Regions from separate parts of the Mus musculus genome. Here all the other regions are linked to region 1. Evidence: chromatin loops called from intact Hi-C (ENCODE). Cell type or tissue: heart. All regions are shown on one strand. Each heading gives the region's core, and the rest is flanking DNA. Links, peaks and the distances in the headings are about the cores only.

Region 1 (4,564 bases), core at 260-4,259:
TGGATTGTGTATTAAACCTCTCTTAAAAAACACACAGCTTTCCACAGCATTTGAGCAACTTGGGTAGTCTTTAAGTGTCTGTAAATGACTTCACCTAATTAGAACCCTTCTTCTATGTCTCTTGAAGGTAGGCACTACACTAGGCTGCGCTGCTTTAATCTCCCTGATAAGGTCTTCCAAACCCAGCTCTGAATATTTCTGAATATTTGCATTTTTATAATCAGATCCCTGCTAAACCTTCAAACTGAATTTCTCCCCCTCTTCCTCCAGTACCTCGAACCCCACTCCCATGAACATCATAAATCTACTAAATCAATGGCCTATCCGATACTGAGAAAGGCCTTTAAAATCACAGATCACTGTGTTAGTGCCCCCCCCACCTCAAAAAAAATCTGTTCTTACCTCTTTAATGTGATGTTTGATAGACACCTGTAAATTATCTGTGTAGCAACTATCCATACAAAGAAAGTTTCAATTAAGATAAGGAGATTGTATTGAAACAGTTCTTTGAAGTAATGTAGTTAATAGCCTGTTTGATTTCTGCTTGTGAGAGAGTAATAACGTGGATTCAGGCTCCATCAATCACAGAGCAGATGTAAGACTTGAGACACCGACACCCAGGGGAATAGAGGCAAACTCCAGCAGCGCAGGGTCCCTGGGCTAATGTAAAGTAAATACTCATAAACAGATTGAATGCTGTAAGAAGACAATCCATTCAAGACAGTTATAATCATGAAAGCAACTGCTCTATTTATCTATAAAAAGGCTTGTAGTGGGGACTGACTGGGTCTGAGAAGAGGAGGAGGAGGGTAGAGCAGTGTATGTTTACACGAACCAATATTTCTTTTTTTCCCTTGTACTGAAACTCAGTAACCTCCACCCACACATGTATATTCCTGCTGCCTTATGAGCTCCCAATTGAACTGTTACCTAATATATTTAAAAGGTTTAAAAATTAGTATACACACACACACACACACACACACACACACCCTGGGCCTCAAGGGGCTTGGGGGTGGGGTGGGGGAGACACATTATTCGGTGTGTGTGAATCGTTCCATAAAGGATCAGGAGGATTAAGTTAGCTGCAAAACCCAGCAGTGACATAATTAGGCAGCTCGGGCTATAATAAACAGGATCATAAAAAAAAAAAGTACAGTTTGAAGAAAGAAGGCGTCCATTTCGAAACCTCCCATCTCTCCACTCACCTCAGGGCCTCCCCTCCCCTCTTCCCCCCCCACCAAAAAATTGCAAAAGGCAACTGAAGCATTTTTTGACCTTGGCTACAATAATACTTCATGTTTTAGCACTTTAGTCAGCATTTTATCTACTAATTGCTACACACTACCGCGTGTGGCTCAAATCTGCCACTGCAGCTTGCTTTCATTGGTGAGCGAATTGCTTGATAAAAACTGGGAACTCAACCTGGCTATTTCCTTTCTGGCTCCCCCTCCGCGCCCCCACCTCCTCCATTTTTTTTTTTTTTTCTTCTCGCGCTCTCTCTCTCTTACAGCTAGACGACACTATTTTTTAGAAACCTCCCACGCTGATGAAAACAGGGGCGGTGAATGGAACCCCAATGACCTTCCACAGGGCAGGGGGTGGGCGAAAGAGGAGTGTGGGGAGCACTGGGAAAGGGGTGGGGAGCGGGGCAAAACAGGGAGGTGGATCTCGGCCTGCTGATGCCAGGTCACTCAGAAAGCCCAGACCTTGGCTAGTGAGTGTTGGGCAGGGTGACCAGTCAGAGGGGTTCCAGCTGCCCACCTGGGGTTCTCCCCTCACTTGATTAGCCAAGAAGTGGGGATCCAGAGGTAACCCCTAGACAGTGTGGACTGAGTCGTGACTTTAAAAGTCAGCCCGGTGTGATGGTCAGCCACCGCCTGGCCCATCCCCCTGCTAGGCTGGCGCCACGGCGAGCCAGGGCTGGTTGGCGACCGTCAGAAGGCAGCCTCCAGCAGAGCGGGCTCGCCGGGCTGTGCAACAAGTCTACAGTTAGGATGATAAACAGGGTTATACGGGTCAGTGCTTTCCCGGAGACCTCTAGTGGTCAAAGGTTGAGCTACACCTTAAATGTGGGATTCCTGGCTGCAGCAGCGGTCTTCAGGGCTGGGGTGGGCGTGGGATACTAGCCCTGAACCAGGCTGTGGAGACGTTTCTAAATGGATTTCGAATGGGATGCAGGAATGACGTGGGAAACTTGGAGAAAGGCATCCTTGCGCAAAGGTCGCATGATGGTCTTTGTGGACAGGGAAAGCCCCAAGGCCCCTTCTTACCTCGGATGAGTCGCATATTTTCAGCGAGCAAATCATTTCCATTCCTAGGATCAATGTCGAACCTGTTTTGTTTTTTTCTAATGTTTGCAAATTAATTTTGAGTCCTAACTTACCTCAATCACCAAAACCACTTAATTTTAACTAACCTTTAAATGTCTCTGATGTTTATGACTTACATAGCATACAAACGCCAAACTTCTTTTTAAAAATGTTGTATAAAACATACTGACTCTCAATCTCCTTTTATTCTGGCATGTCTTGCTGTTAGAAAGGATGGTAGTAACTCACAACACGCCCCCCATCCGGCTCTTGAGATTCATTTGTGACCCAGCTGGCCCTGGTTGACTTGGAACTTCAGAGATTGGCCTTCCATGTGATGGTATTAATGGCATGAGCTTACAACTGACCTTAGTAAGAGTTATATATATATTTTTAATCCAGGACAATTATTTTAGCTTATAAAAAACAGAAGTCGGGCTGGAGAGATGGCTCAGCAGTTAAGAGCACTGACTGCTCTTCCAAAGGTCCTGAGTTCAATTCCCAGCAACCACATGGTGGCTCACAACCATCGGTAATGGAGTCTGATACCCTCTTCTGGAGTGTCTGAAGACAGCTACAGTGTACTCATATAAATAAAATAAATCTTTAAAAAAAAAAAGAAATCCCAGGCCTATGAAGCTATCAAAAATCTTGCCGTCTTTCCATCCATACACCACACATACACACCACACACATTCACATACACATTGATCACCCACTTACACACACAGAGCATACATATATACGCGCGCGCACACACACACAAAGCACACACACAAAGCACACACACAGTCCACATACAGAGCAAACACACCACACACACTCAAATACACCACACACTCGCATGCACACACAGAGCACACACACATATATACACTTACACATACAGCTAGCACGCACACACCCCATACTCACTTGCTCACTTACACACACACCACATATACACACTCACACACTTAAAAACACTCACACACTTGCACACACCGAGCGTACACACACACTCTCACACACAGCGAGCATATACTTACACACACATCAAGTACACACTTACACACACATTCACACACACATACACGCACATGCACACGCGCACGCGCACACACACACACACACACACACACACACACACACACACACACACACCAAGTCTTGGCTCTATTTGGGGTGAGGATGACAGTGCCTATAGAAATTTCCTCTGTGTGGTTTCAAATAGACATCAACAGTTCCTTGAACTTGGTGACTTACAACTTGAATTCATTTGATAAGCGTTCAGCAACTTCTTACGTTTGGCTGATGTGGATTTGGCTGATGAATCACCACACTGAAAGTCAAGGAATAATCCTTAACGTGTTTTCTCTGTCTCTGAGTCCATTGCTATAATTATGTGTCAGAAGTAAAGCCTAATTCCGATTTCTGAAGTCTCTCAGATAATTGTGGTACAATTATCTAGACTGGGCATCTATGTGCGTTTCTCTATGTTGGGTTGTCAACCAAACCCATGGGAGTGCCCGTACCCACCCACATTTAAAGTGCCACAGATTGACAAAGCTAAGGCCTTTTTTTTGGGGGGGGGGAGGCTAACATATGTAAATGTGGCTCATCTCTAAGGGCAGGAAGAGATTCAAGGCCTTGGACAAGAATAGCCCGGAGGTTGTTCCAATCCTCTTTGTCAATGACTTTGGATCAAGATAAAACTGGGTAAGCTTCCACAGAGTAAATCTAAACTAGATGAGTCTTCAGAGAGTTGCCCAATGTGTTCTTTAAATTAGAAAAATATATTACTTTATTGTTTTGTGTGTATGGGTGTATGGTGTGTATATGTGTGCTTGTGTATATGTTCGTGTGTGTGTGTGTGTGTGTGTGTGTGTGTGTGTGTGCATGTGTATATGAAAGTCCATGGTCACACTGGGTGTCTTCCTCTGTCATTTTTCTCTTTATTTATTGATTCAGGGTCTCCTGCTGAACCTAGCCAATTCCAGCTATTCTAGCTCGGCAGTTTATCATCCCCGCCCCGCCCTACATCCCTCCTCCTCCATCCCCTATCTTTTCCTCCAGAGTTCTGGAATTACTGCCGTGCCTGCCTGGCATTTGTGTAGATGCTGGGATTTTGAGGCCCAGGACTCAAGGCTTCTGCTTGCATGCCTAGCACTTCACCCATTGAGCCAACTCCTTAACCGGGCAACACCACCTTAATGGTGTCCTAACACCAATTCCCACCAGGACCCCAGGGTTGATTTTGGGGAAATTTTGCA
Region 2 (4,564 bases), core at 248-4,247, 300 kb before region 1:
CTGAACTATACCCAGCTCTAAAGCCTCTTCTGTATGCAGATGCAGGCGTGTGCAGAGTTATTCTCATCTGGGCACGTACGTAGGGAGGGCAGAGGGCAGCTTCGTTTATTCCTTTATTGTTTTCCACTTTGTTTGTTTGTTTGTTTTTTGGAGACAAGGTCTTGCTGTGTAGCCCCTGGCTGGCCTGGAACTCAGGAACTAGAGGAGGCTGGTATGGAGTCACAGAGATCTGCCTGCCTCTGCCACCCCTGTGCTGAGATTAAAGGTGAGAGAGAGAGAGAGTGAGAGAGACAGACAGACAGACAGACAGTATTTCTTTTTGAACCTGCAGCTTTCCATATTTGCTAGACTGACTGCCAGTACCCCCCAGGGTCTGTCTGCCTTCACCTCCCCAGCCCTGAGGTTACAGCCCAGACGCCACGGTGCCTGCTTTTCTGTGGACACTCAGGTCCTTGTGCTTGCACAGTGAGCATCTCCCCAACTCCCCATTTCTACTCTTACTTATCTTAAACATTTATTTTTATTTATGTATTTATATGGGTGTGTACATGAGTGTGGGGTACCAGGAGAAGGCGTTGGGTCCCCTGGAGCAGGACTCATAGTTGTTTGTGAGCTGCATGCTGTGGGTGCTGGAAACTGAACTCATATTCAATGGAAGAACAGCAAGTATTCCCACTGAGCTGTCTGTCCAGCCCCTATCTCCTACTTTTAAAGGGTCCAGCTATTCTGTTTTTAGCTTTGTTCCGTCCATTCTGTCTTTTTTTTTTTTTTTTTTTTTTTTTTTTGGTTTTTCGAGACAGGGTTTCTCTGTATAGCCCTGGTTGTCCTGGAACTCACTTTGTAGACCAGACTAGCCTCGAACTCAGAAATCCGCTTGCCTCTGCCTCCCAAGTGCTGGGATTAAAGGCATGCACCATCACTGCCCGGCTCCGTCTTAGCTCTTAACTTTTACTATTAACCATACCAGGACAGTGACACAGGTTTCTGTTTGACCTGATGGAACCCCGAGAAAGGAGATTGCTAACCCACTCACTCTGGGGACTCGTTCTTCAATGGTGCAGCAGGATGCATGCGGGGCAGCTTTTCTTATTGGCCACAGTCATCCTTAACTCTGCCTGGCTGTGCTCTGTGGTCTGGGCTGTAACAGTAATGATTTTAGCTCTTCAGTCCTCTTGGAGGCCAGTCAACATGACTGCATGCCCAGCGGGCGCCCCCTCCTTTCCAGATCCTTATTCACACTGGATGGCCCGAGACAGCAACTTCTCCCCAGCAGTACCATGCACACCTACTAAGTAAAGACTAATTCTCTTGCTCTTTAAACAGTTCCTTGCCTAAGGCTGCTTAGTTTTGCTGGTCAGAGGTTTTCTTCTCCCGGGCAGGGTGGATGTGTGCCGACAGGTTGTGTGGTCAGCATAAGCTTTCGGCAGCAGTGGACACTGTTAACTGAATGTATTCAAAGACAATGCAGATGTAGCGCTTAGTAGGCAGTTCACCCTGCAGCCTCAGCCCTCTCTCACTTGCTCGACTAGCTTTGACAAAGGAGTCAGGATCCTAGTCTATAGCGCATCTAAGCTGAAGTGGGTAAGAGGCCACTATCTTTTAAGTTTCTCAACTCTGCCACTGTGGCTGGAAAGCAGCCAGAGCCAGTATGAGCTAGTTGTGATTCAATCCGGCTTTTTTTACGAGCTGGTGTGATTCAGGACAACTTTATTTACAAAATCACACATGGACCAGACCACAGTTCACTAACTCTCGCAGTAAAGGGTGGAATTCTAGAAATAGCTTCTGCATATGCCTTATTTCCTTAAGGGACGTTAACTTAGTCTCATGCGTAAGCTTTTGTTTGTTTTGATTTAAGACTTTGAGGTTCTTATCCCTTCCATTTCCCAATCCTCTGTAATCACCGAAGTCTTTTTCAGCTGGGGAAGAAAATGCACTTCCCAGATAGATGGAGGCCCTGAAGCCCAGGCTAATGTGTAGTGTGGCCGTGGCCCCCTGCTGGTTACTTCAGGTTATTGCAACCTTAAATCTTTGGATTTCACTGTCCACAGTAGCAGTCCACCTGCTATTTTGAACGCTAGAGTGGTGGTTCTCAACCTTCCTAACGCTGCGACGCTTTAATACAGTGCCTCACATTGAGATGACAACCCCCCCCCAGTGTAAAATAATTTTGTTGCTACTTCAGAACTGTCATTTGGCTACCGTTATGAATTGGTATAAAAAAAATGAACAAAATACCTGATATGTGACCCCCAAAGGGGTCTCCACCCCACATTAGAAGACCGTTTAAAAAAATGCTCTTCCCGTCTCCAAAGACCTAATTGGATGGGTCAGGAACTTTAATAAGGTTCTTTCCGTGTGCCTCAGTTGGTTCTCGGATGTAGCCAGCTTTTCAGAACCTCTGCGCCAGCTCAATCAGCTGTCTCGTTGCTTCGTTTAAAAGGCAAAGCTGAACTCCGAGGCACCAGATGGCATTTATTTATATTGGCTCTGTGGGGTAAAGCGGCTCATCCCAGCTTCCAGTCGCTCCCGGTGTGCACTTACCAGCGCTAACCAGCCTGCCGCCGTCTACCGTCTATCACTGTAGACATGTGGGTCACGTAGATGGTTCTTAGAACTGATTGCTGATGATGTGAAAGGAGAAACGACATTGGGGCTTGCAAGTCATCCATAGATGACGTCGGAGTTGGTGGAAGGCAGTCATGGTCAAAGAAAGGAGTGCAGCAAGGGACAGCGTTGGTAGAGTACCCCAGCTTGAGTCAGCACATACTACATGACAAGGTTAGCCTGTGACGATTCCATGTTGTGGTAACAGAAGGTAATTAAACAGATCTGTTCTCTCATGTGAATAGCTCAGCCGATTAGGCTTGGAGAGTCAAGTCAAACCATCTAACATTTTGCTTTCGGGGGTAACCGCCATAGACTCTCAACTCTCCTAACCCTCTTCTCTTCCTTTTGAAATGATTGTCCTTTTAATCCTTGACACTTATTAGATCCTATCCACATTTTTAAATTGAATTTCGGTACAAAGAAAAAGTAATAGGTTTTTTTTTGTTTTTTGTATTTTGTTTTTAAACCTCTGAAGCCAGGATTGTCGCTTAGAAATAGACACGCGTGGGTTCTGTGCCCGTTCATAAAGAGGCCTCTGTGGCTTCTAATGTTTACAAAGTTTCTGGGAGTGAACAGAGGACTTTGCATCTGGTGTGTAGACTTTTAATGGTACGAATGAGACTTGTATATTGAGTGAGGCCATCATGCAGTCACTAAATAGAAAAAGACCAAGACCCAGAACTAAGCTACAAAGAAATTTCTTGGTGACTCCAAAATAAACATGGCCAGAGATGAGTCTCTGTCCCGGCAGCTGAGGCCTCTGGCGATTTCCAGGCATATCAGAGCCACCTGTGGCTCTCATGATCTGTGCATGTGTGTAGTGTGCTGCTTACAGTTGTTAAGGTGGTGGTGGCAGCCGGGGTGGGGGTGGGGGTTATATGCACATGTGTAGAAAAAGAGGGTCCTGGGTCCCCTGGAACTGATATTACATGCAATTTTGAACTGCTGGATGTACGCGCTGGGGCCCGAACCCTGGTCCACTAGATGAGCATCAAGTATTCTGTTCTTAATTGCTGAGTCGTCATTCTTATTCACCCGCTGCTTATTCTGTATTTCTTAAGGCTGTCTAACAAATGACCCACAAATCCCCTCCCCACCCCCAGTTCCAGAGATTGACAGTACCCCACCCCCACCTCTGCAGGCCCTCAGGAACACCCCTTCCATGACCCCTTTAGGCTCTGGCTACTGGGATCAACCTGTTGTGTTCCATCTCTGTCTTCACATGGCCTCCTCGTGTATCTGTCGTCATAGGGCTCTGTCTCTGTCTCTCTGTCTCTGTCTCTAACTCTGTATCTCTCTGTGTGTTTGTGTGTCTTGTGTGTGTGTTCATATGACCAGTCCTGTTTGTGAGTCTTCTTGTAGCCCCTTTGGGTCTACATCTATATGTGGCCTCTCTGTATGTGTCCGTTATCTTTATGTGGCCTCTGTGTTTCTGTGTCTTTTCGTGGCCTCTCTGTGGGTCTGTGTATTTTTGTAGCCTTCTCTCTCTCTGTGGGTCTGTGTCTCTTCCTGGCCTTATTAAAATTTGAGACCCATTCTACTCCATTGTGACCCCATTGTAATTAATAACACGGGAAATTCTGTATCCAAATAAGGGCCCACTCAAGGGTCAAATATGGATTTTGAGAGCTCTGTTAAGCTAACGGAGGTTATGGTAGCAAGATGTTCTTCTCATCTTTGTTTCTTTTCCTTTTAGCCAGTAAATTGAAAAGAGTTCCTAATAATGCAAGAAACTTGAGAATCTTGCAAATAGCTTTTGCAAATGGCTGTATTTGTTTCACTCTGGGAAGCTTGGTTTCATCCTCAGAATGGTATAAAAAAAAACAAACAAACAATGTCTACTACGTTTCCCACCCTCTGCCTGTCTTAATCGTAGTTCTAGACTCTTGCAACCTCTTACGGAGGATTCTCTATTCCAGGACTGCAGCATCCGAGAGAAAATAGACTTAGAGAT
Region 3 (4,564 bases), core at 275-4,274, 410 kb before region 1:
GGATAGATAGATAGATAGATAGATAGATAGATAGATAGATAGATAGATAGATAGATAGACAAATAGATGAATAGATGAGAAAACAAAACAAGAACTTCAGAAGTTTAGTGTAATGAGACAGATTTCAAAAGCACACAAGAAAAGAAGCACTTCAAGCACGTGAGGCAAGAACCTTAAAACCATGATGCAACCACTGTGCTTGTAACTCTTCTCTAAGTGATAACTCACAGGCAGGTATGGGATGAGCTTGGCTTACAGCATCCAAATGGAATGGCGGTTACACTTAACGACGGGTAACTCAATTACATTGTGTTTATGAGACAGAACACATAGTACCATTAAGAACATTAGTGGTGAACACATCTCAGCTCTGTTTACTCAACCTCCTACTGATCCTACTGTTCGAATGCCATGGCTGTCCCTGGGTTGTGGCCTTGTCCTGGCTAAGGATCATTTAGGAAGCAGTACTATTCAAGAACACTAGCACTCTGTTGAGTTTCTCTCCAGTTCTAGCCGCGACTCCTCACAGTCAACAGAACGTCTGCTTCTGCCCCTTCATTTCCGAAGACAGAGGTGGGAACGGGAGAAAAATTCATCCTCATTTCTCCCTTTGACGCAGCTAATGGCTGAAATTTCCTAAGAAGTCGGGAGGACAGCACATCGGCTGGCACTGTGCCACTAGTATTGAGAGTTCCTGAGGAAGAGGCACTATGTTAATTATTTTTACTTCCCTGTGATGTCTCTGGCAAAAGAAAAAAAAACTCTTTAAAAAAAAGATAATTTTCTTTGGTTTTGGTTTGCAGAAAATTCTAGCATGATGGGAAGGCATGGTGGAGCCTCTCATATTCTCACTAGACAGGAAGCAGAGTTGAGGGTGTTTGTGTGTGTGTGTGTGTGTGTGTGTGTGTGTGTGTGTGTGTGTAGTCATGTCTGTGTATATGTATGTATATGTACCCATGTTTATATCTGTGTGTGTGCATGTGTATGTATGTATGTGTAGCCGTGTCTGTGTGTGTGCACGTGTGTGCATGTATGTGTGTGTGCATGTGTGTAGTCCTGTCTGTGTGTATGTGTGTGTATCCATGTCTGTGTATAAGTGTGTGCATGTGTATGTAATGCATGTGTGTAGCCGCATCTGTGTGTATGTGTCTATGTGTGTATGTGTGTGTGCATGCATGTGTGCACATGTGTGTAGCCATGTCTGTGCGTATGTGTACCCATGTTTGTGTGTGTGTTAGTGGTGGGATTTAAACAATCCCCAAATCCCAAGAACCTCTCCCTAGTAGGCCACTTTTTCCAGCTGGGCTCCACCTCCACCTAAAGGTTCTAGAACCTTCTAAGATATTACCATCCATGGAAAGACTAAGTGCTGGTAGCATGTATCTGTGGGGCACATTTCATATTCAAGTGAAAGCACACTATCGGCTTTTACCATAATGCAAACTTTGCGTGTGTATTTAGCCACACAATAACCTCGGAGAATTTAGGAATAATTGCCAGGAATTATTGTTAATTACCTGATTAACAACAGCTAAATAAATGTGATTTTTTTCTTTCTTTTTTTGGCTTCTTTTCTTCCTTCCTTCCTTCCTTTCTTCTTTCCTCCCTCCCTCCCTCCCCCCACCCTCCCTCTCTCTCTCCCCTTTCTGTCTCTCTCTCTCTTTCTCTCTTTTTTCTTTTTCGAGACAAATTCTTACTCTGCAGCTTTGAGTGAGCTGGAACTCACTATTTAGATCAGGTTGTCCTTGAACTCGGATCTACCTGCCTCCCCCATCACTGAGATTAAAGTTGTGTGCCACCATGCCTGGCTTTTGTTTATTTTCTAATTGATTCAAAGGTTTAAAAATGTCCTCCAAAGACCTTTTCTTTATTATAATTGTTGTTCTTGCTGTTGTGTATGCATGCATGATACATGTGCAGTGCCCAGGTACCAAGGCAAAACTGTGGATACCAGAGGACAGTTTATGGGAATCCATTCTTTCTTTCCATCGTGTGGGTCCCAGAATCTAATTCAGGTCTTCAAGCTTTGTGGCAAGCATCTTTGGGATATCTCATTGGCATCGATAGTTCAGTTTTTAGCACATCAAAATCACCTTTCGGACCTTCAAGTGGAAATGCTAGGCTGTAGTCTGTAGCATTTTGGGAAAAGGCTGTCCCTGCAGTGAGCCAAGATTGAGATTCAGATCTTTACTGTCAGACAAGCACATGAGGCAGCAGTGGCCAGCGTCCCCACTTATTACACTTATTGCTCTCAGGTCCACTTACAAGACTGGGAAGCTTCCTGCAAAAACCCAAAGACATCCCTACCTAAGAAGGGTTGACACCCAGAGAGAGGCATTTGCAATTAGAGACAGTAGTCATTTAGGACCAGAGCAGTTCCTAACAGTAGAGGGCAGCACCGTGCATCTGTGGTTCCACTCAGCCACTGCTCTGCCACTGTTCACTGGTGGCTTCACCTGCAGTTGTGGACATTGACACTAGGGTAAACAGAAATGCTATCAATTAGGGCTTTTCCCAGCACACCCCCAAGCCTACTGTTAAAAATGTAGCAAGTAGTTAGGAGAATCCCATAAAGGACACTTGTAGGAGAGATGGCCTGTGTGGGGAGACACTTGTAGGAGAGATGGCCTGTGTGGGGGGCATTGCTTGAGAGACTTTCTTAACATCAACCTGGTACTGAGCTCCTATCTGGGCATAAGTTGGGCTGGAATGGGAGACATATTTCTTTGAGCACCTATCTATGTCCGGAATACCTTTAAAGGGCTCAAATTCCACTCTCTATAATACCAGTATTGAGAGGCCGTAGCCAAAGCCACATGAAACAAACATTAGCCTTCATGTCTTAACATATTTCTTCCTTTATCTATCCTAAAAAATTCCAAGCAAGTTAGTAGTTGCATATGATTCACATATACTGAAGACAAGGTAAAATACGGGACAGAAACACATTCTCTGAGCTCCTTCTTGCAATAGAAGATGAGTAATGCAGACTCCAAACTGCTCATTGTGGAGAGAATAGGAGACTATCAGGAGTGCGCAGCCCTAAGTGCAATTGATCAGTGTCACATCTCTCCCCACACCTCAGGGATCAACTCTGAGGAGAAGGTGGAGCCAGAGGTATCGTAGCTGGATACAAAGAAACAATGTTTTCCTGGGCATGAAAGGGCAATCACACATATAAACTCACTGTGGTTGGGACAGCAAGCTCAAGGCAGACAAAAATTTCAGGATAGAGGTCAAAGATAAGCATGAAATTCCCTAGCCAAGAACCTATTGGTAATTTGATGGCTTCTGCGAGAGGGAAGTCAGGGTTTCCTTAGGGGTGTTGCCCCCTGGTAGATGGATCACAATGGGGGGGGGTAATATATACACGCCCAAGCATGTTTTGGCAGTATAAATTGGATTCCATGGGTTTACTACTATTATTTTTGTAGGGACATAATTTAGGTAGCTATAGAGACAGGGCTAGATCTGAGAGTAGATCAGAAAGGAAGTGAATACGATCCTATCAGGTTGTATGAAATTCTCCAAGATTTAATGAAAATACTTTTAAAAGAGAAGAAAAATAAGTTTCTCTGAATAGGCCTGTGATTCAGCTCCAATGTCTCCACATTCCTTCATTTCCATTATTTGGGAATATTGTCTTTCATATTTAGATAAAACGAAAGATGGAAATATATTCATTTCCTCTCTCATTTCTGTGACCAAATACCTGACAAGAAGTAATTTAAGGAACTTATTTCCTCTCACAATTTCACAGTGAGGAAGGTGGGGCAGCCGGGACTCAATGGCAGAGGGTAGCAGCGCATCTTGTTCTATCTTGGCAGGTCCAGTGGCAGAGACCGGAGTAGTACTGGGCTATTTCTTCAATTGCACTCTTCAGAGACCCGCTTTCTTCCGTCTGTTTCCCTTTCCTAACTATTCCACAACCTCCTCCTCACCGTGCACCTCCAGCTTTGAAGCCTCTGTTATGGTTTAAATGGGAAGTATCCCCACATTCAGCCACGAATGAGGGGGGGGGAGCAAGGAGGAGGAAAAGGAAAAGGAAGGAGAAGAAGGAAAGGAGGAGGAGGGGAGGAGGAAGAGGAGGAGGAAGAGGAAGAGGGAGGGAGGGAGGGAGGGTCCAGAGACAGCTGAAGAATTTGGTTATGGAGTTACAAGAATAAAAAGTCAAATATAGGTTTTAATGTATGGAGAGGGAGCTATCCATATTGATTGATTGTGGACAAGTTATTGTAACATCAGAATGGAAAGCTATCATAACACGATGAGAAGTGTGTGCATAGATGTATGGAGGTATGTGTATAGAGGTCAGAGGGCAAAGGTGAGTGCCATTTCTCAGACACTGCCCATCCTTGGATTGGAGGCAAGTTCCCACAATAGCTGGGAATTCACAGTGTAGGCTAAGCTGGGTCACAGAGCCCCATTGTCTGCCTGTCTCTATCCACCCAGCCCTGGGATCACAAGTGCATGCTACCACACCTGGACTCTCCCCCCCCCCCACTTTTTATTGTGGGTTGTAGGGAATAGAACTTACATCTTCACATTTGCAAGGTAATCCTTG
Region 4 (4,564 bases), core at 258-4,257, 74 kb after region 1:
ACAGATTACACCCGGGGCCCCGTGGGGGAGGCAGACCTTAAAAGAGGGAAAAATTCTCTGGATTTCAGAAATTGCCACCAGGTCACAGCAATACTTAATTAACTGAATCCATTAACAGAAGGCTGTAACCTAGTTGTTAAGAAGAAGGAAAAAACAAAAGACAAAAAAAACCACACACACACACACACAAAAACAAAACAAAACAAAACAAAACAAAACAAAAAACCAAGAAAACAAAAAACAAAAAGAAAGAAAGAAAAGGAAGAGCAAAGTTAGGGAGTAGCTAGATTCATTTACTCCTCTGTTCTGTGCTTAGGATTAGCCTTTCAGAATGAGCAACCTGATTTTTTTTTTTTTAAAGGATCCATTTACCTTCCAGGCCTTTTCATAGCAAAACATTTTGTAGGGTTGCAAAAGAGATTAATTTGTTGCCAGTTGCTCCATACTGGCAGGGTTTCTGAATAAAGAATGTAAGCAATCTATCTTTGTTTGTAAGATATAATTAATCTGGCAGTTAAAATTCTTTGGAAACATTCTGATGACTTATGTGGAAAAGTGGAGCAAAGATTTCAAAGAAAAACTCAGAACTGTGTGCAGGGGAAGATAAAAGATATATGAAGTGTTTGTTCTAAGCGATACTATTCATTTACAGATCATAACGTAGCCCCACCCTGGCAATTATTCTGGAAAACAAGACAAATCTTTGTCTAGAGCCTTCTGACGGCGGTCTTGATTTGACAAACAAAATAAGCACATTACTGTTGTACTCTAATAGACTGCAAGCTGTTTTATTAGAGTCAGCTGAATCCTGTTTTGCATAAAAAAGAACACTGTTTGCTATGGAGAACACATTTATGTTAATAGGACTTTGACAAAGTAAAATAAAATCGCATTAAGATGCTGCAAAGAGATAAGACAATGAAATCTCCGGGAGAGAGAGAGAGTTTTGGCACACACTAATTACAGTCACGTCCCTGCAGGAAAAGAATATATTTTTACACCAACTATCCATGTGTTTGAAAATGCAGAGAGCTTAAAGCATAATTCCTGGTCTCGGCATTTCCTGGATGCGTCAGGCCCCGTGTGTCACTAAGGTGGTGACTGTTTTAAAGGAGTCTATCTGATAAATCCCACTTTCATTTTCAGCAGCAAAGGCAGGTTTCTTTCTGAATGTGAGCGAGCCTGCCATCATCCTGCTTAGTTTGAAGGGACTTTCCAATATAGGGCCGCTGAAAACAAGGTTTTAGATTACATGGTAATTTAGGAATGCATGAAAAGTGAAGCAGTTACCATAATAGGGTTCTGGGTAAACTTCATGGTTTTTAGAGCAAAACATAACAACATATGTTTTGTGATTTGTCTCAATGATTATATACATATATATATATATGTATATATATATATATATGTATATATATGCAATTTTGTTCGGGTACTATCAAAATATTTGGAGGCCTCATCTGTGCACAGCATTTTTATAACCTTATTTTGAAAACTGATGTCTCTTCTTTTAGTTCAGTCATTAAAAGGCAGGCGATGATGGACGCCTGAATGCCTTGGGTTTTATGACTAGTCAGTTCCTGGCAGCGGCCATATTTCTTCCCTAGTGAAACTTTAATATTCCTTTGGCCTTGTTTAGGCTAAAAAAAAATTTTTTTTTTTTTTTTCAGGATGTGTGTGTGGGGCAACTTTGCTACTCTGGCTGGCTACTTATAAATATCACCAACCAGATATCATACCAAGCAGATATCTGCCTCTCCCCCGCCCCCTGCTCCCCACCCCCCATGACTTAACACCCCACAAAATGAAGAGGCCAGAAAGGGAGACCTATTCTCCCTGGCTTCTAATAAATACTTCCTGCCCTGTGATTATGCTAGATTCTTTCCTGTTAAAAGAGGCAGGGTTATGGAGAAAACCTTGTCGGTGGACGGCGGCGCTATTGAAGGGAAGTGAGCCTCCTTGGAGTAGAACGGGACTGCTATTTGAATTGCTGCTTTGGAACTTGTCCTGAATGAGGCAGCTTTTATGAGAGGCCCGATTTTCAGCCCAGACTCTTTGATCTTCTTGAAGTTGCAACACCAGACACCAGGTGTCTCCACTTAGCTGAGCTGAAGGTCCTGGGAAAGAAGGTTGTGTCTCCAGAAAGGTTGACTGAAGCCTTGCCTTCCTTAGGGCTCCTTGCCTGGGGAAGTGTATAGGGGCTTGCTGGGACCAAAGAATACAGTCTTGGTGTTCTCACTGTTTTGGTAAGAGCTTGTGCCTCAACAGGGAAGGAACCTCAGTTCTGTATGGAATCCATGAATACTGGAGCCTCAGCAAACACTGAACTAGGCTTCCACATCGACCGTGAGTCGCCATCTTGGAAGGCGAGAAGCCATCACCCAGAGAATGGAAGCCTTTCATGTAGGTGAAGGCCAACTCTGTGGGAACCTTCTTCCTGGAACTCCTCAGCGAAGAGCTGGTTGATGCTCCAGTTTAATGTTCTGATCTCCACGAACACACATGGCTTTCTCCCATTGTTACTCATTTCCTCTCTGTGAGAGGGAAACAGAGAGAAACGACATCAGCCTGTTCCCTTGTGTACTTAAAGAGCTTAAGTTGAACTATGCTACCTCCATTTGATGTCAGGGGTAACAGCAGATGCCAGTGGGTCCCAAAACATGGCATTCCAAAGATGGGAATAAGTATTTTTTTTTAAAAGATCATTTTAAGGGGGACAAGCGAGCTAGCATCTGGAGTAGAGGAGCTTTGGCGAAGGTCCAGAGATGGGAACTGGAGCTTTGGATGCCACAAGAAGGTGGTAGAGAATGGACTACAGAGATTTATCAAGAGAAGGCTATAGTGCCCCCATCCCCATCCAATAAATAAATAAACATTTGAAACATTATTGCATCTCATTACCCTCCAGAATAACTGTGTTTAAAAAAAAATCCCCAAATGCTGAACTCATTTATGATCATCTTGTGCTACATTGTATTGTCTCTTCTCAGATGTACTTGACCAAAGAATCAAGAAAAATAAGCAAAATCCCTTGTAGCTATTTTATAACAGGCATCATCATTACACTATGGATTATTACAAAATTTTCACCCAGTTTGATCAACTTTGTATTTCACCTGTAGTGTCTTAGTCAGGGTTAGCATTGGTAGGATGGAGCACCATGTCCAAAGCAACTTGGGAGAAAAAGGGTTACCTTCCACATCACTGGTGGTCATCAAAGGAAGTCAGGACAGGAACTCAAACAAAGCAGGAACCCAGAAGCAGGAGCTGATGCAGAGGCCAAGGAGGGGTGCTGCTTAATGGCTTGCTCAGCCTGGTTTCTTATAGAACCCACAACCACTAGCCCAGAGGTAGCCCCGCCCACAATGACACAATGGCCTGGGCCCTCCCACATCTATCACTAATTTAAAAAAAAAAAAAAAGCCCTATGGGGCTTGCCTGCAGCCTGATCTTCCAAAGGCACTTTCTCAATTGAGATTCCTTCTTCCTCTTCCAACTCTAGTTTGTGCCAAGTTGATACAAAACTAGCCTGCATATGTCGGTTTGCCATACTTGCTTATTTATATATTTAATAAATCCATAAATTATCCTGGATGTGACTGAGTGTTTTGAAGAACATTCTTAAGAGAAAAATTCCTTGAGTCATAGAATTGTCTTTTTTTCTGGGATTTGGGCTTAGGGTTATGACTTGGAAGGCGAAAGAAGTCAGACAAGCCAGGTCTCAGAGGCCACATGCCAGAGGAAGGAGTTTTCTCTGGAGGACATGATTACAGGAGCCAACCTAGTCTCATTATCGAGGACAGCTCTGTTTCCATCAGACTCCCAGACCATCAAACCGCTAAGAGATAAGGGCTTTAGTGCCAGCCCCACCTCTAAGTATGTGGGAAAATGTTTGTTCCATTTTGGTGTTAGTTTCTTACTATTTAGTAATAAATGTTGAGTGTATATAATCTTGCTGAGTCACAAAATCAACTTTCTGAGTTCATGTTATTGTGCAGGTTTTGTGGACAAGGAAACTGAGTTGCACAGATGAAGCAACTCTCTGGAGGTCATCAAGCTGTAAGTGACACTCTCCAGGTGGCTCAGTGGGTAAGAGCACTTGCTGCTCTGGCAGAAGACCCAGGTTCAAATCCCAGCACCCACATGGGGATTTCACAACCACCTGTAATTCCAGTTCCAGGGAGGACAATGCCCCTTCTGGCTACTGTGGGTACTGCATGCACATGGTATGTTTAGACCCAGGCAGGCAAAGCATTTATATGCATAAACAGACACACACACACACACACACACACACACACACACACACACACACACACACACACAGACCTGACACAGTGATATAGCTAAGAGTAGCCGTACATCGAGTGATCCTTTAAAGATCCATCAGTCTTTTAATAACCTGTACTTGGATTGGATTTCTTCCTATGTATTATCACAGGTCAGAAAGTCTTCTGAGCAGAAGCCACCTAGGACTCTCCTGAATCATTTAGCTCTCTGTGCCTGTTACTACCTGCTGCATTAAAATGTCCAGGGAAGGCACTAATCAACATCTACTTACTCC
Region 5 (4,564 bases), core at 240-4,239, 130 kb before region 1:
CTAGGCTGCCTGTGTTCTAGGAGCTCACAGAGGCTAGAGTTAATTGAGAACTGACACTTGGCACGGGGGCTCGAACCAGAACCACGGGAGAGCTGTCATTCTTTGGGACCAATAGAACAATTTGTTCTAGGTTTGAGGGTTCTTGTAAACCTTGCTCTAAAATGCAGAGAGAGACCTGGTAAGACATGAAGTATGGGGAGCCACGCTTGACAGACCAACTGGTAACAGAAGACCATGGTGAGGAGCTAGAATATTGATAGCTCTGTGACTGCTGAGTTCTTCTGGGTAATTTACAGAGCACCTCCATTCCACAGCTTCAAGAGCCGGGGAGATCGTTCAGGTTGTAAGGGGTTTGCCATATAAGCACAGAGGCCTGAGTTTAGATCTCTGGAAATCAGTCAAAAAGTAGGGTGTAGTCGTTGTAGACCTGACCCACCCTGCAATCCTTCGGTCACTTCTCCAGATGTGTGGGGGTGCCTTTGTCCACAGACACTCTCTCGGGTTTCTTGTACCCATCACGTATTGTCTGTCTCAGCAGACTCTTAAAGAGATGGTAGGTGCTTGATGTACGGTGATAGAACTCGCAGAACTCTGTATTGAGTTTTGAAACCAGTGCCTGTCACTTAATATGAGATTTAGTAAATTCTTTACTATTTTTGTGTGCATATGTGTGTGTGTGTGTGTGTGTGTATGTTGTGGGTTCAAGTTCCACCTTGTGTCGGGACTCGAATCCACAAATGTGTGTGTTTATGTGTGTGAGTGTGTATATGTGTGTGTGTGTGTGTGTGCCCTCATAGGCCAGAAGGTGCCATTGGGATCCTTTGGAGTTGGTTGTTAGCCAGTAATGGGTGCTGGGAACTGAACTCAGGTCCTCTGCAAGAGCAGAAAGGACCTTTAAACCACACAATCATCTTTCCATTCCCTCAGCATAGAGCGAGGCTTTGTTAAACTGCATAGATTGCTGGCTCCGCTGGGGCAAACATATACCTCTAGAGAGGGAAGGGTGGCTGGTCTACCCCTTATCTTTGTGCCTACAGCATTTTCCCTCAATCAAGATCACCATTAATTAGGGGAAGTGGGAGTAGCATCTACATAGATACCTATTGGTCTAGCGAGCCTGAAGCCCAAGAAAAGCCAGAACACCAAAGGAAAGCAAAATGTTTTCATAGGGGAGATGTTATACCAGGAGGGCTTTTAAAGACCTCCATCCCTACAAAACTGCATTAAAAAAAAAATCTTGCGGATGCTAATCTGGGCCCATTGATAACATAGAAATGAAATTGAATTTCCAATAAAGATTTTGAAAACAGCGATCAATAAAATAGGAGACTAATCTGCAGTTAAAAGTTCCCAGTAATGGGGATAGTCTAGAGATTTCCTAAATAATGCTTTTATCTTGATTGCAAAATAATCCCCTGTCACAAAAAAAAAAAAAAAAAAAAAAAAAAAAACAAGGCGAATCAAGGTAGAGAACCATTCAGTGGGAATTAAAATGTCATGCTTTACAGGGAATAAAGTGTCGCAATCACCAGAGAAACACACATCGCAAATGTGTTAACACAAAATTACATACATCACTTAATTATGTAAGTGCATAGCTCCCGAGTAACCCATTAGCTAAACATGTTGGGCTGTGGTTGGCTATACACACTCAGTGCGTTTAGCATAGAAGGGCCTGGTATTATGCTGGGTCTGCCACTGTAAAGCCTGGATGGCAAGCACTATTAAATCGGGAGGCAATCACACCGAGAAGGAAACATTAGCAAACAGTAGACAATTGAGAAAAGAAAGTACAGTGAGCCCGTATTCTGTCACATACAGTCCCCAAACCTTATATAACCATCCACTGTTTGCTTCATCTGGCTCCCATCCCAGGTGTGTTCCATGCTATCTTAATTTTATAATAAGAGACTGCCACACCCAATGTTATGAACACACACACACACACACACACACACACACACACACACACACACGAGAGGAAAGTACATCTGATGATGTTCACAGGCAAGGCCACTTTCCTGAGGTTAAATCATCTTTTCCTTCATGTGTCTCCCACTGGTGTTGTTGGGAAGATTGCCATTGGCTACCCAAGTCTCACAAGAAAGCAAGGAGGGGGCAGCTATGGGCACAGGTGGCTTTGCATTCCCTGTGTAGTTCAGACAACTGTAGAATCAAGAGCAAACAGTCATCTCTCTCTGGGTGAAGTTTGCCCATTTGCTAAAAGGGAGGGCTGGTTGCTCTATTCTCACAGATTATGATGTTGAAAGAATGTGAATGAGACAATACTAGACAGCGGACCACACACTCGAGGCCCCAGTGAATGGCAGAGGCTGTTATTATCACAGCGATATGCAGAGGCATGTTGGAGGTAATACATCAAGTAGTTCAGAAGCCAAGAGCTGGCTGAAGGGAGAGGCATGGAAGTTCTGGCAACTTCTGAGCCCTCAGCAGATGTGAGCACCTGGCAGAGCTCAGGAATTAAAAATAAGAACAGAGAGATATGGTATAGTTTGATATGAGCATCAACAGGCCCTCCTGGAGGCTGCAATGTTATAGTGTCTACAAAATAGGACTTCTAAGACTAGGTTGATTGTATTTGGTGAAGGAAAAGAATGATCATGTAGGTAAGCATTGCCTTAATAAGACTGCACTAAGGAAGAGGAATCCTCTAAACAAGACTGTGTTGTGGAAGGAATCACCACACAGAAGGTTCTGCGTATGGCAGGAGACCAATAAACAGACAACAAATCTAACAGGCTTAAATAGAGTGGGCCAAGAAGAGCAATCTGTTGGCTGCAGAATCTTAGTAGAGGCAGATCATTCAGGAAGGCTGAACTCCAGTTAAGGGTCAAATTTCTCTATGATCTTTCCTATTAGTTTCTCTGTGTACGTTCCTATTAGTCACATCATAAGCTTGTCTATGGTAGAAGAGAAGACAAGTCAGGACAAGTCACATGGTAGAAAAGGAAGAAAGGGGCCTTTATTTCTGTTCACCAATCCAACACTCAATTCTGAAAGTTCCAGCTTTAACCGAATCACTGTCTACCGGATTAGATTGCCAGCCTATGGCTGACTGTGCTATTCCAGCTGGTGATAAAAGAACATCGTGAATGTGTGTAGTCAAAGTGATGGTAGTTTTATTGGCTTTGATTTAAGTATCCCCTACTCACCAGGCCTCTGTTCTGATATCTGGGAAGTGACAACTTCATTAAATAAAAAGGGAATTCATTCATTGACCAAACATGTCTAGTGGGCTTATATGTGTTGCACAGTTAAACACAGAATGTCATTTGAGGGCCTGAGTAATGATTCAGTTAGTAAAGTGTTAGCCATTCAAACATGAAAATCCGAATAGATTCCCAGCACTGGGTACTGAGGCTCACGACCGCAACCCTAGTGCTAGGTGGTGAGATGAGTGGAGACAGGAGATCTCTGAGCTAAGCCAGTCAGTCTAGTTAAGTGGTCAACTCCAGTTTTAGCAAGACACCATTTCAAAAAGCAAGGTTGAGAGAAAAGCACTCACTTGCTGGACTAAACAGTCACACACACAGACATAGACACACAGACACACACAGAGATATAGACACACACACAGACACACATATACACAGAGAGACAGACATACACATAGACATACACATACAGAGAGACAGACAGAAACACATACATATATACAGACAGACATAACCCCCATACCATACCACACCACACATGTACCACACACACAGACAAACTCCCATACAACACATCATACATACACCACACCCACACACACACAGAGCCAATGCTAACTGAAAACTATGGGATTTGTCTCTTTTTTTTTTTTTCTAAAAATCTCAAGTGTGTTAATTCAGGGATTAATTGATGTTCTTTTAGAATTAAAAAAAATTACACTTATTTTTTTATTTGGATGGGCACACATGCCATGGCACATATTGGTATCAGATGAGAACTTGTCAGGATCAATTCTCTCCTACTTTGTGGGTCCTGGGAATCAAACTCAGGAAGACCTAGGCTTGGTGACAGGAACCCTTTTCTGTTTCCTCCCTCTGCCCCTCTTCTGTCCAGTGCCTGTGACCACCTTTGTTTATGCTTGCTCCTCTAGGGAATCTTAGGTTCTTTCCATTTTTTACCATGTGGCTGTGACAGTCCCCGATACATAGAAGCTTTCCTGCAGGAATGGACACTCTTTGATTCATACATGCTCCTTACCTAGTGAGGGCAAGGCTGCAAGATCCTAAACCTATCTTTCAGACAAGCTGTGGAATCAATCTTAGGAGCTTTCTAGAACACTCTTAGCTCCTTTGATGGTGACTTTTCCTCTTGCAGTGAACAAAAAAAAGTAACTTAGGGAAGCAAGGGAGGGTTTACATCCAGTCCCAGTTGAAGGATATAGTCTATCCAGGTGTCAAGAGTTAGGCATTTGGTTACATTGTAGCAGAGAGAGATGAATACTCCCCTTTTATACAGTTTAGGACCCCAGCCCATGGAATGGAATGATGTGCCTGCATTTAGGGTTGGTCTTCTCGCCTCATCTAACGGAATTCAGAAACACCTTCAC
Region 6 (4,564 bases), core at 218-4,217, 970 kb before region 1:
ACCTCAGGCGGCTGGCTTGCCCAGCTAGTCTTTTACCCATTTTTCCTGGCCCAGGCTCTGTTTTATTTATTTATTTTCAAGACTGTGAGTCACAATCCAATATAGAGCCAAATGGGCGGGGGATGGGGGTGGGGAGCCTGTCATGAAAAAAATTGGCAAAATTGAAGGGTTTTTAAATGCTCAATGAACAAAAATTGATTAGAATAAAACCTCTAGTGAAGGTGTTTCTGGCTATGCTTGCCTGTGTCAAAAACCTGACACAACCTTGGCTCTGAGCACACAGTGTGTCTGCATGTGCTCAGCATGCTGTCACACTATGATACAACTCAGCTCAGAGTTGAGCCTATTATAGATCATTAATTACAGAGCTACACTGCATGTACAGCGTTCTCTGCTCTTCTAGAAACATAATGGTTTGAATACACAGAGGCTTTACTTGACTCCTTACCGTCATTCCGGAGCATGGAAACACTGTATGGCTATTGTATGAGATTGTAATATGATGCAATGTTTGATTTTTGAAATTGCCGTTTAAGTCTGAGGAAGTGGCTCATCGGTTAAAGCACTTGCCAGACAACCAGGAGGGATCCCCAGAATCCACATAAATGCTGTGTGGGCGTGGTAGCTCACCCGTAATTCCAGGACTAGGTAGATAGAAGTAGAGGTGTGGGAATCACTGGAGCAAGCTGGATGTCTAGACTAGCCATGTAGGTGAGCTCTGGGTTCAATTGAGAGACCCTGCCTCAATGAATAAAGTAGAGACAAAGAGGACCCCACACATCAGTCTTGGCCCTACACAGTCACACAGAGATACAGACACACACACACACACACACACACACACACACACACAGACATGCATACACTCAAAAGTACACACATGCATGCATGCATACACATATACACACATGTGCACAATTCATGCACACACACGTGCACACACATATACACATATACATGTGAACACACATTCATACATGCATACAACATACACATGTTGCCTGTGCCCTGGACAGCTCTCCACTCAATGTTACCTGCTCTTGGGGTTGAGGGTGAGGTGGTGCAGAGTCAGTGACACAGACTCCCGGGAGCAGATGAGAAACACTGCCGCAAGCTCATCTGAACACTGCTGCAAGCTCCTTTAATACCCTCCACCCACCCCACGCCCCATTGGTCCCAAGAAAGTGTCTCTTCTAAACAGCAGTTCCGATTGTTTGACATTGTTTGCACTAGCAATCCTTGCTCTCTCAGGCAGGCCTCAATTAGGTCCTCCTGCAGGAGATGCTTTTGTGGCTGTACTGCTCTCAGTGTTCACACAGAGCACTGTTCCTGCTACTTACACACACACACACACACACACACACACACACACACACACACACACACACACAAACACACACATGCATGTACATACTCACACCCACACCCACACATGCATATACAGACACACACATGCACACACGCACACATGCACACACTGGCAATATACATGCATCTATACACAGATATGAATGAGTACATGCAATACACACATGATATGTAGAAGGTATTGTTTAGAGGGTAGGAAATGGCTTGCTGTACAAGTGTGAGGGCCTTTGTTTTGGTCCCTATCATTCATCTATAAAGTCAGGCATGGCAGCAGGCCCCAGTAATCCTAGTGCTGGCAAAGCAGAGAGTCTCTGGGCTTACTGGCCAGTTAATAGACTCCAGGTTCAGTGAGAGACCACGTCTCAAAAAAATAAGACGGAAGGGGCTGCTCTTCCAGAGAAGCTGGCTTCAATTGCCTGCATCTTCATGGCAGTTCCTAGCTGTTTGTGACTCTAGTCCTCCGGGCTCTGATGCCCTCTTCTGGCCTCTCTAGGTACCAGGCTCCCATGCTGTGCACAGACATACATGCAGGCAAAGCATTTATGCCATAAAAATAAATAAGATGGGACATGATTGAAAAAAGGATGCTGCCTATCTTAATTAGGTTTTCTGTTGTTGTGGCAACACACCATGATTAAAAGCAAACCTGGGAGGAAAGGGTTTATTTTAGCTCGTGAGTTTCATGAAGGGAAGTCAGGGCAGAGAGCATGGAGGAGTGTCACTTCCTGGGTTAGTCCCTCGGGCTTGCTCGGCCTGCTTGACCGGCTGCCCAGAGATGGTGGCTGAGGTTCCCTCTTCTCAGATGACGGTGACTTGAGCCAAGGTGACCAAAAACCCAAACAACAACAACAACAACAACAACAACAACAACAGCAACAAATCCCACCACCACAACAAAACAACCAGTACACCCTCTCCGCATGAATGGACACAGATAACTCACATACACACACACATACACACACACACACACACACACACACACACACACACTAGACAAAACAATATTTAAAACTTGGAAACCATTTTAAAAGTTGCTGTCGCAGTTGCTAATTGGAGTGTTATAAAATTTCCCTTAGTAGGGGCAGGGGAGTCAGCTCAGTGGTGGCGAGTTCCAGAGCTCAACTCCCAACCCCCACAGTGCAAAAACTGCAGCAGCACATTTATTTGCAGTTAGGCATTTGTTTCTTCTACCTTTATGTATCTTCAGGTCCAGTTTTTCTATTAAATATTACAGGAATGGTCACTTGGCTCCACTTTAATTGAAAAATGCCTTTTAACATCATCTGCATTTGGCTAGCCATCTCAGATCATTTGATTATGCTTCTTTTACACAGGTTGAAATGAAATATGACTCTGTTCAAGACTCAGACCGAGACATGCATGGGAAATCACACGTATTCACCTTACTCCCTTCTGCCCACACCGTGTAGGCATTAATAGCGATGCCCCCATCCCTGTCTGTATCAGATGCTCATTCTGACCTTGGAGAAACAAGTCCGTTCATTGTCTTCCTCCTTGAAAGAGAAATTAAAAACTACTAAACACACATTTCCCCTCTCCCAGTTCCAAGTCTGCTTTCCACCACATCCTGTCTGGACATAAAAATGCAACCTCCGATTCGAGTTTGTTATTGGTAAGGACTTCCAGACACTGGGAAGCAACTCCTTCCTGCCACAATCTCCACCCCTCCAGAGAGGGGGGTGGGGAAGAGAGAGAGGGAGAGAGGAGAGAGACAGAGACATAGACACGAGACATAGAGAGACAGAGACACACAGAGAGACAGACAGAGACAGACAGACACACACGGAGACAGAGAGAGTAGAGAGAGACATGAAGATAGAGACACAGACACAGGGACATAGAGACAGAGAGGCAGAGAGTGGCACACAGAGAGACAGACAGACAGACACAGAGACACCGACACATGGACCCCTCTCCACAAACACACACACACACACACACACACACACACACAGAAGAGACACACAGAGATAGAGACACAGTGGCAAAGACAGAGATACAGAGACATAGACATAGGGAGACAGAGACACACAAAGACACACACAAAGACACACACACACACACACAGAGAATTAGGCCCAAAGTTTCAAATGGTTCTTACAAAAAAGGTCCAGCTACTTTTTTCATTATAATAGGACCCCTCTTCTAGCAAAGGAAATGGACAACTTCCCGTACGATTTTAACACTTCTACAGGAAGGCTCTGGTTACATTCCAGAATAAAAGATGGCTAGACAGAGCTGTCAGTTCTGCGGCAATAAGAATGACTTAAGATAGTGGAGCTTTTCTCAGGACCGTGGAATTGTGGGTCATAGATAGCTGTTTTTGCTATAGTCCTCTACGTGTCATAACCCATTGGTATCCTCGCTGTAATTTCAGGCTGCTGCCTCCACCCTTCAAAACTGCAAGAGTCAAGATTCTACAACAAGAATGTCTCTGCCAACTTGCTGCTAACTGGGAAGCATAGTGAGTCATTGACAGGGCAAAGGAACAAGACAGGCAATCTTTACTGCCTAACACAGGGTATCAACAACGGTCAAAGGGGGAGTTTTCCCTGTCTTTAAAATAACATTAAAGAGTCAGAGGACCAGGACAGCGGCTGTGTGATAGTGTTTTCTAGACATGGCGGGGATGTGCATCGATCCAGTCCAGCAATACGTTTACCTACACAAGGCTTGCATCATGACCACGGGGGTTGAGATGTGGATGGAGGAAAATTCACAAAATCTCACCATCAGAGTTCACTTGACACAAATCTAGGCATAGCCGGGAATAGGGAAGAGGAGTTGCCTCCTCCATCAGACTGGCCTGTGGGCATTTCAAATTGGTAACTGATGCAGGGGGATTCCACTGTGGCTGTATAAGAAAGGTAGCTGAACTAGAAATAAGCCAGCAACAAAAATAATAATAGTAATAGCAATAATAATAGTAATAATAATAGAAATAATAATAATAATAACTAACAATAAAATAGTAATAAGCATTGTCCCTACATGGCCTTTGCTTCAAATTCTGCACTCGATTCTGCCTCCACTATCTTCAATGATAGTGAGCTGAAATAAACCCTCTCCCCCCCAAGTTGCTTTTGGCTATCATGTTTTATTACAGCAACAGGAAAGCACACTAAACCACCCATGCCTTCGAGGGAAGTTTCAGTCTGTTAGTGGCGGCTGA
Region 7 (4,564 bases), core at 421-4,420, 420 kb before region 1:
CATACATCAAACATAAATACATGCATATTAGCACATATACATTGGCACATAAGTATGCAAATTTAGAAGAAAATGATTTACGAGTTATCCTTGGGTAATATGGCAACCTGTTAACTTTCTATAATATACAGTTAGAGCAAAATAACTCCCTCTTGATATGTGTCTGTCACCACAACTGTTCCCAGAATCCTTTACTTAAAAGCAAAAGGAAGGTGGGGTGGCACATATCTTCAACCTCAGCACTCAGGAGGAAGAGGCAGGTGGATCTCTGTGAGTTTGAAGCCAGCCTGGTCTACAGATCGAGTCTAGGACAGCCAGGGCTACATAAAGAACTCTGCCCCATACTTGAAAAGCCAAAACCCCAAACCCACCCCGCCCCCAAAAGGAAGAAGGTAGCATGGGTCTCCTTTAGAAGAACCAAATTTTCTGTTTACATTTTCACATTTACTTTATGCCAGGAAGAGGATTTACAGAGGGCAAGAAAAGCAGGGTGTCGTAGCTCAACTCTTTAAGATAAAGTCAACAAGCTGCTTCCTAAAGCAATTGAGCTTGGTGCCTTATGCTTTGAGGCTGAGGCAGGGGGATAGATAGAACTTTGAGGCCAGTGTGGGCCATGTAAGTGAGTCCCAGTTCAGCTTAGAGTACAGTGTGAGACCCTGTCTCCAAACAATTAAAGAAAGAAAGAAATGTAGGGGCAGGGGATGGGGCTTGTGGAGGAGAGTGTCCACCTGGCATGGGCTTTATCCTCAGCACCTCCTAATATTTGGTACAGAGGTGCACATCTGCAGTCCCAGCACTTGACAGGGAGCAGCAAAAGGGCAGGATCTGTGCTCATACACACAGCTGCACAGGCCCACTCAAGGGCAGCCTCAATTACATAGTAAACCCAGGGCCTCGGCTAGGCGAAACATTGTCTCTAATAAATAGATTAAACAAATGTATTTTAAAGTAGTTATATTCAGCGGAACTGCTCTTCATAATTTATCAGTTGTAAAATGACCTCAGCCATATTTCCTTATCTCTATCTATCTTGCTCCACCCCCAAACCCGATGTATACTCAAGTTTTCCCCTATGGGTACAGATTGTAGAAAGATGTAAATAGGAACAACTTTTGACATCACCGAGAGCAGAGATGGTGTTTTCTCACCTGTGCAGGTACCTGCAGCATTCGGCTCTCCTGCTCTGAGAGCTAACAGCAATGGAGCAATGGAGCAATGGAGTAAGAGGCTTCCAGGAAGAGGTTTCCCTGTGTGCCGGACCCCTTTGCAATGCCATGTGCTCACCCATGTCATCTTTTAAGGGCTAATTATACACCTTGTGTAGAACTGTGGGTGTGACTCTCCTGACCATGTTACAGATAAGCCTGCCGACAGAAATGAGATTCTTGACACAAAGTTACCAACTCTGAAACGAGATCTCACCAACTCCTAGTTGGCTCTCTCTTTAGCATTTGCTTTGCCAGCTAATTGGGTCTGGGTCACGATAGTCAGGGTATTAGTCATGGCAACGGTGTGGATCATTGAAGGCCTGGAAAGAGATTCAAGGAATGCTAATCTCCTACCAAACACTAATTTCTTTGTGAAAATCCTTTTTGCCTTGAAGTACTGAAGTGACACCGTGAATGACTAAGGTCTTATAGGTCATCAAAATTGTCCTTACTAATTAACATTTTTATGTATTATTACCAATAATCTGGACACGCCATTTAACTTTCTTGTGGAATTAAATTTCAACAATCGCCATTTGTGTCTGTTGTTTTTCCTCCTAAATATGAAGAATGGGACTCTGGGTTCCATAAGTAAACTGCCTAATGCTCAGTTATGGGGACCTGAGCTTGGGTGCCCAGAGCCCATATGTCCTAGCTAACTTTAACTGTTACTTGTCCCAGCAGGGAAGGAAGTCTCGACTGAGTGATATCCCTTATCATACTGGCCTGTGGGGGATTGTCTTGGTTGTTAATTGATGTAGGAGGGTCCAGTCCACTGTGGGTGGCACCATCCTCTGTGCAGATGGTTCTGAGCTGTATTAGAAGTCTAGCTTATGGTAGAGATGGACCTGAAAGCCGGCCAGGAAGCAGCATTCCTTCATGGTTTCTGCCCAGTGATACCCTGTGGCTAACGGCCCCTTTCTCTCCCCTGAGTTGCTTTTGGCCACAGTGTTGTCATAGGAACAGAAAGGAAATTAAAGTGCCATCTACATGTTGGACACAGTGTTTTGTGGAAACAGCAAACTTCAGTTTTGGTAGGAGAGGCAGAGAAGGTGTGGAGGGAGGGCATCCCAGCGTCAGACTCTGGCTCCCTCATGTGTTCACATGAACAAGTTTGTATGCATACAGAGAGAGAGAGAGAGAGAGAGAGAGAGAGAGAGAGAGAGGAAGACTGGGAGAGGGAAGGGGAAAGGGAAGGGAAGAGGGGAAGGGGCGGGGAGTAAAAGGGAGGGGAGATAAAATGAGAGGGGGGAAGGGAAGGAAGGAGAGGGGGGAAGAGGGAAGGAAAAGGGAGAGAAAGGGGAAAGTAGGGGGAGGGGAGGGGAGGGGAAGGGGAAGGGCTGTGTACTTTCTTCTAGCCATTAAAAATAAAATCCCAGTGATTTAACTTACCTATTCTAGCTACTTTTGTGCCAGTTAGTCAAGATTCCAGGCTACTTAACTTGTATGGATATTGGGACTTTCCTGTCTAGAAGAAAATCCCCTGCCTGCAAAATCAGCAGCTTGTTTGTTTTCTGCCAATTGTAATATCTTGGGTAAGACACCAGGTGGCGGTAGCTCCTCTAAGCGTATATAAAGTCATGTTACAAACACGTTCAGATTCCTGTGTCAGTAAGGTGGGCTAAGGTAGAAAAGAAGTGGGGTCTGGGGTACAGCTCAATCGGTAGGGTGCTTGCACTCCGGGAACAAAGCCCTGGGTTTGGTCACTTTCGCTGCATAAGCCCCGTGCCTATAATCTCAGCACTTAGGAAGTGGGGGCAGGACCTTATTGAAAGGGAGGAAAAAGGAGGAGAAGGAGAGGGAGGGAGAGGAGGAAGGGAGGGACAGAGGGAGGGTGGGAGGCTGAGGAGTCTCTCAGTGGGTTAAAAAAACTTTCTATCAAGCTTGACTGTGTGTTAGATCCCTAGAACCCACACGCATAGTTGAAGCGAAGAACCAACTCCCGAATGTTGTCCTCTGACCTCCAGACCTCCACCTATGACCTGTTGCATGTTCACACGCATAAAAAGAATCGCTAGATAAACAAATGCAAACACACAGAAATGCTATAGTAAAGAAACCCACACACCAAAGAGGGAAATACGTTAATGTTATGGGTGTAAAATATGACTTTCCATGTATCTGTGGAAAACATGGGCAAAAATAGGTAACTTGGCTGACGAATCATTTTTCGATAGAGATAGTATTTTTATTAAGTATACTGGAGATGACATACTTGAATACACTGTTATGGCTTTGCCTGTAAAGCATATGACGTCACGGACTTAGGCAACAGGTCAAAAGAAATCCATTTTTTCCCTTCTGATTTTTGTGGCTTAAGGACTTGGACATTGCTAGGGGTTTGGATAAAAACTTGGCTGCACAGGTGCATGGTAGAAATAAGTTTTGTGCCAGAATAATTGGTACCGATGTCACTCTCTGCCAATGGACTGGCTTCCCTCGGACTTTGCAGGTGTCTTACACATCAGCGACTCCCGCTGCTTCGCTGTTTCACCATTATACTTCCATCTCCTGACAATGAGGTGCTAAGAGTCGTGAGCCTTCTGGCAGGAGAGCATTACACCTTTTGAGAAGTCACCTGTTTCATCCCTGAATCACCAGTAAGCCCATGGCTCTCAGACAATCATACCTAAGGTGCCTGTGAGGCCAAACAGACACTCCTCTTTGAGAGGATCATCACAAATGTAAAGTCATCAGAAAATACGTTGATTCTGAACATCAGGAAACCTGGACTCTGGGCTAAGAGCCTGGTTAAGTCCTCACCTGTTTGGAAACTCATTTTGCTGTGGGGGTGGGTGGGGGTGGGGTGTTGTTAAAGTCCTTCTCAATCTCCCCTGCAAGGATTCAGCGGTCCTTCAACACACCATGGCCCTCATCTCTCCATATTTCTCCCTTTAGATTAGAGAAGAATCAAAAACTCAAGTTAGGTTATGGGTGAAAGGTATGGACAGGGGGTTAGCCTGAGCTAAGATATAGTGTAGAAGGACATGGCCTTGGGTGCACCCCACCTGGGAGACTCAAGCTCTGTTGCTCTTCTTCTGCGTTGACACGACCTCTTAGAAAGAGGCAGGTCCATTCCCTCATTCTGGAGTTTAACCAGATTACGTGGTCAGAGCCAGGCTGTCTCCATAGTGGGCTAGTCCAGAGGAAGTCACTTAGATTCTCAGCACCGCCTTAGTGATTTGCATTCAGCTCACCTGGGTAAGGCTATGCGCTGTCCTAGTTTTAACACCACTCCTCGTGATGTTTTTGTTCAAGGACGTTTAGGAAACGCAGGTCCGTGTACACAGCCCTTTACTTTACCAAACGAAGCAACTGAAGCTTGGGTAGACATCTGGAACAGCTCTTCAAGCGCC

Evidence for each region. Peaks named below come from ENCODE experiments on the same cell type or tissue, not always from the same donor. Only the 100,000 strongest peaks of a DNase experiment are listed, where the experiment ranks them.
Region 2: a loop joins it to region 1, with 2.6 times the contacts of the local background. A loop is called at or near these places in 14 of 42 quality-filtered maps.
Region 3: it touches region 1 in a loop (6-fold over the local background); 11 of 42 quality-filtered maps call a loop at or near these places.
Region 4: a loop joins it to region 1, with 2.3 times the contacts of the local background. A loop is called at or near these places in 8 of 42 quality-filtered maps.
Region 5: a loop joins it to region 1, with 5 times the contacts of the local background. A loop is called at or near these places in 23 of 42 quality-filtered maps.
Region 6: it touches region 1 in a loop (3-fold over the local background); 3 of 42 quality-filtered maps call a loop at or near these places.
Region 7: a loop joins it to region 1, with 10 times the contacts of the local background. A loop is called at or near these places in 11 of 42 quality-filtered maps.

The regions. Positions count from the first base shown.
Region 1 is chr10:68,281,277-68,285,840 of GRCm38, forward strand. No RefSeq gene overlaps it. Among named protein-coding and RNA genes, the nearest start is that of Arid5b, 4.8 kb to the left of the region's middle. In heart, for the core only: CTCF peaks have their summits at 1,361 and 2,048 (motif pointing left); DNase peaks (open chromatin) are centred at 1,375 and 1,965; H3K4me3 peaks cover 1,221 bases; H3K27ac peaks cover 1,089 bases.
Region 2 is chr10:67,982,778-67,987,341 of GRCm38, forward strand. It overlaps Rtkn2 (rhotekin 2), which reads left to right. Exons shown (of 12, transcript NM_001359319.1): 2 at 4,530-4,564. Among named protein-coding and RNA genes, the nearest start is that of Rtkn2, 5.5 kb to the left of the region's middle. In heart, for the core only: a CTCF peak has its summit at 2,000 (motif pointing left); no DNase peak of the experiment used is centred there.
Region 3 is chr10:67,869,603-67,874,166 of GRCm38, forward strand. No RefSeq gene overlaps it. Among named protein-coding and RNA genes, the nearest start is that of Zfp365, 41 kb to the right of the region's middle. In heart, for the core only: a CTCF peak has its summit at 2,395 (motif pointing right); no DNase peak of the experiment used is centred there.
Region 4 is chr10:68,355,147-68,359,710 of GRCm38, forward strand. No RefSeq gene overlaps it. Among named protein-coding and RNA genes, the nearest start is that of Gm32748, 17 kb to the left of the region's middle. In heart, for the core only: CTCF peaks have their summits at 2,084 and 4,179; no DNase peak of the experiment used is centred there.
Region 5 is chr10:68,148,746-68,153,309 of GRCm38, forward strand. The region is part of intron 4 of Arid5b (AT rich interactive domain 5B (MRF1-like)); the gene reads right to left. Gm51770 (a long non-coding RNA gene) reads left to right here and starts at 2,361. Exons shown (of 3, transcript XR_003948901.1): 1 at 2,361-4,564. In heart, for the core only: no CTCF peak of the experiment used is centred there; no DNase peak of the experiment used is centred there.
Region 6 is chr10:67,309,647-67,314,210 of GRCm38, forward strand. Gm46229 (a long non-coding RNA gene) reads left to right here. Exons shown (of 2, transcript XR_001779791.2): 2 at 3,770-3,983. Among named protein-coding and RNA genes, the nearest start is that of Gm46229, 7.9 kb to the left of the region's middle. In heart, for the core only: a CTCF peak has its summit at 1,855 (motif pointing left); DNase peaks (open chromatin) are centred at 1,855 and 2,125; H3K27ac peaks cover 412 bases.
Region 7 is chr10:67,859,737-67,864,300 of GRCm38, forward strand. No RefSeq gene overlaps it. Among named protein-coding and RNA genes, the nearest start is that of Zfp365, 51 kb to the right of the region's middle. In heart, for the core only: a CTCF peak has its summit at 2,748 (motif pointing right); no DNase peak of the experiment used is centred there; H3K4me3 peaks cover 240 bases.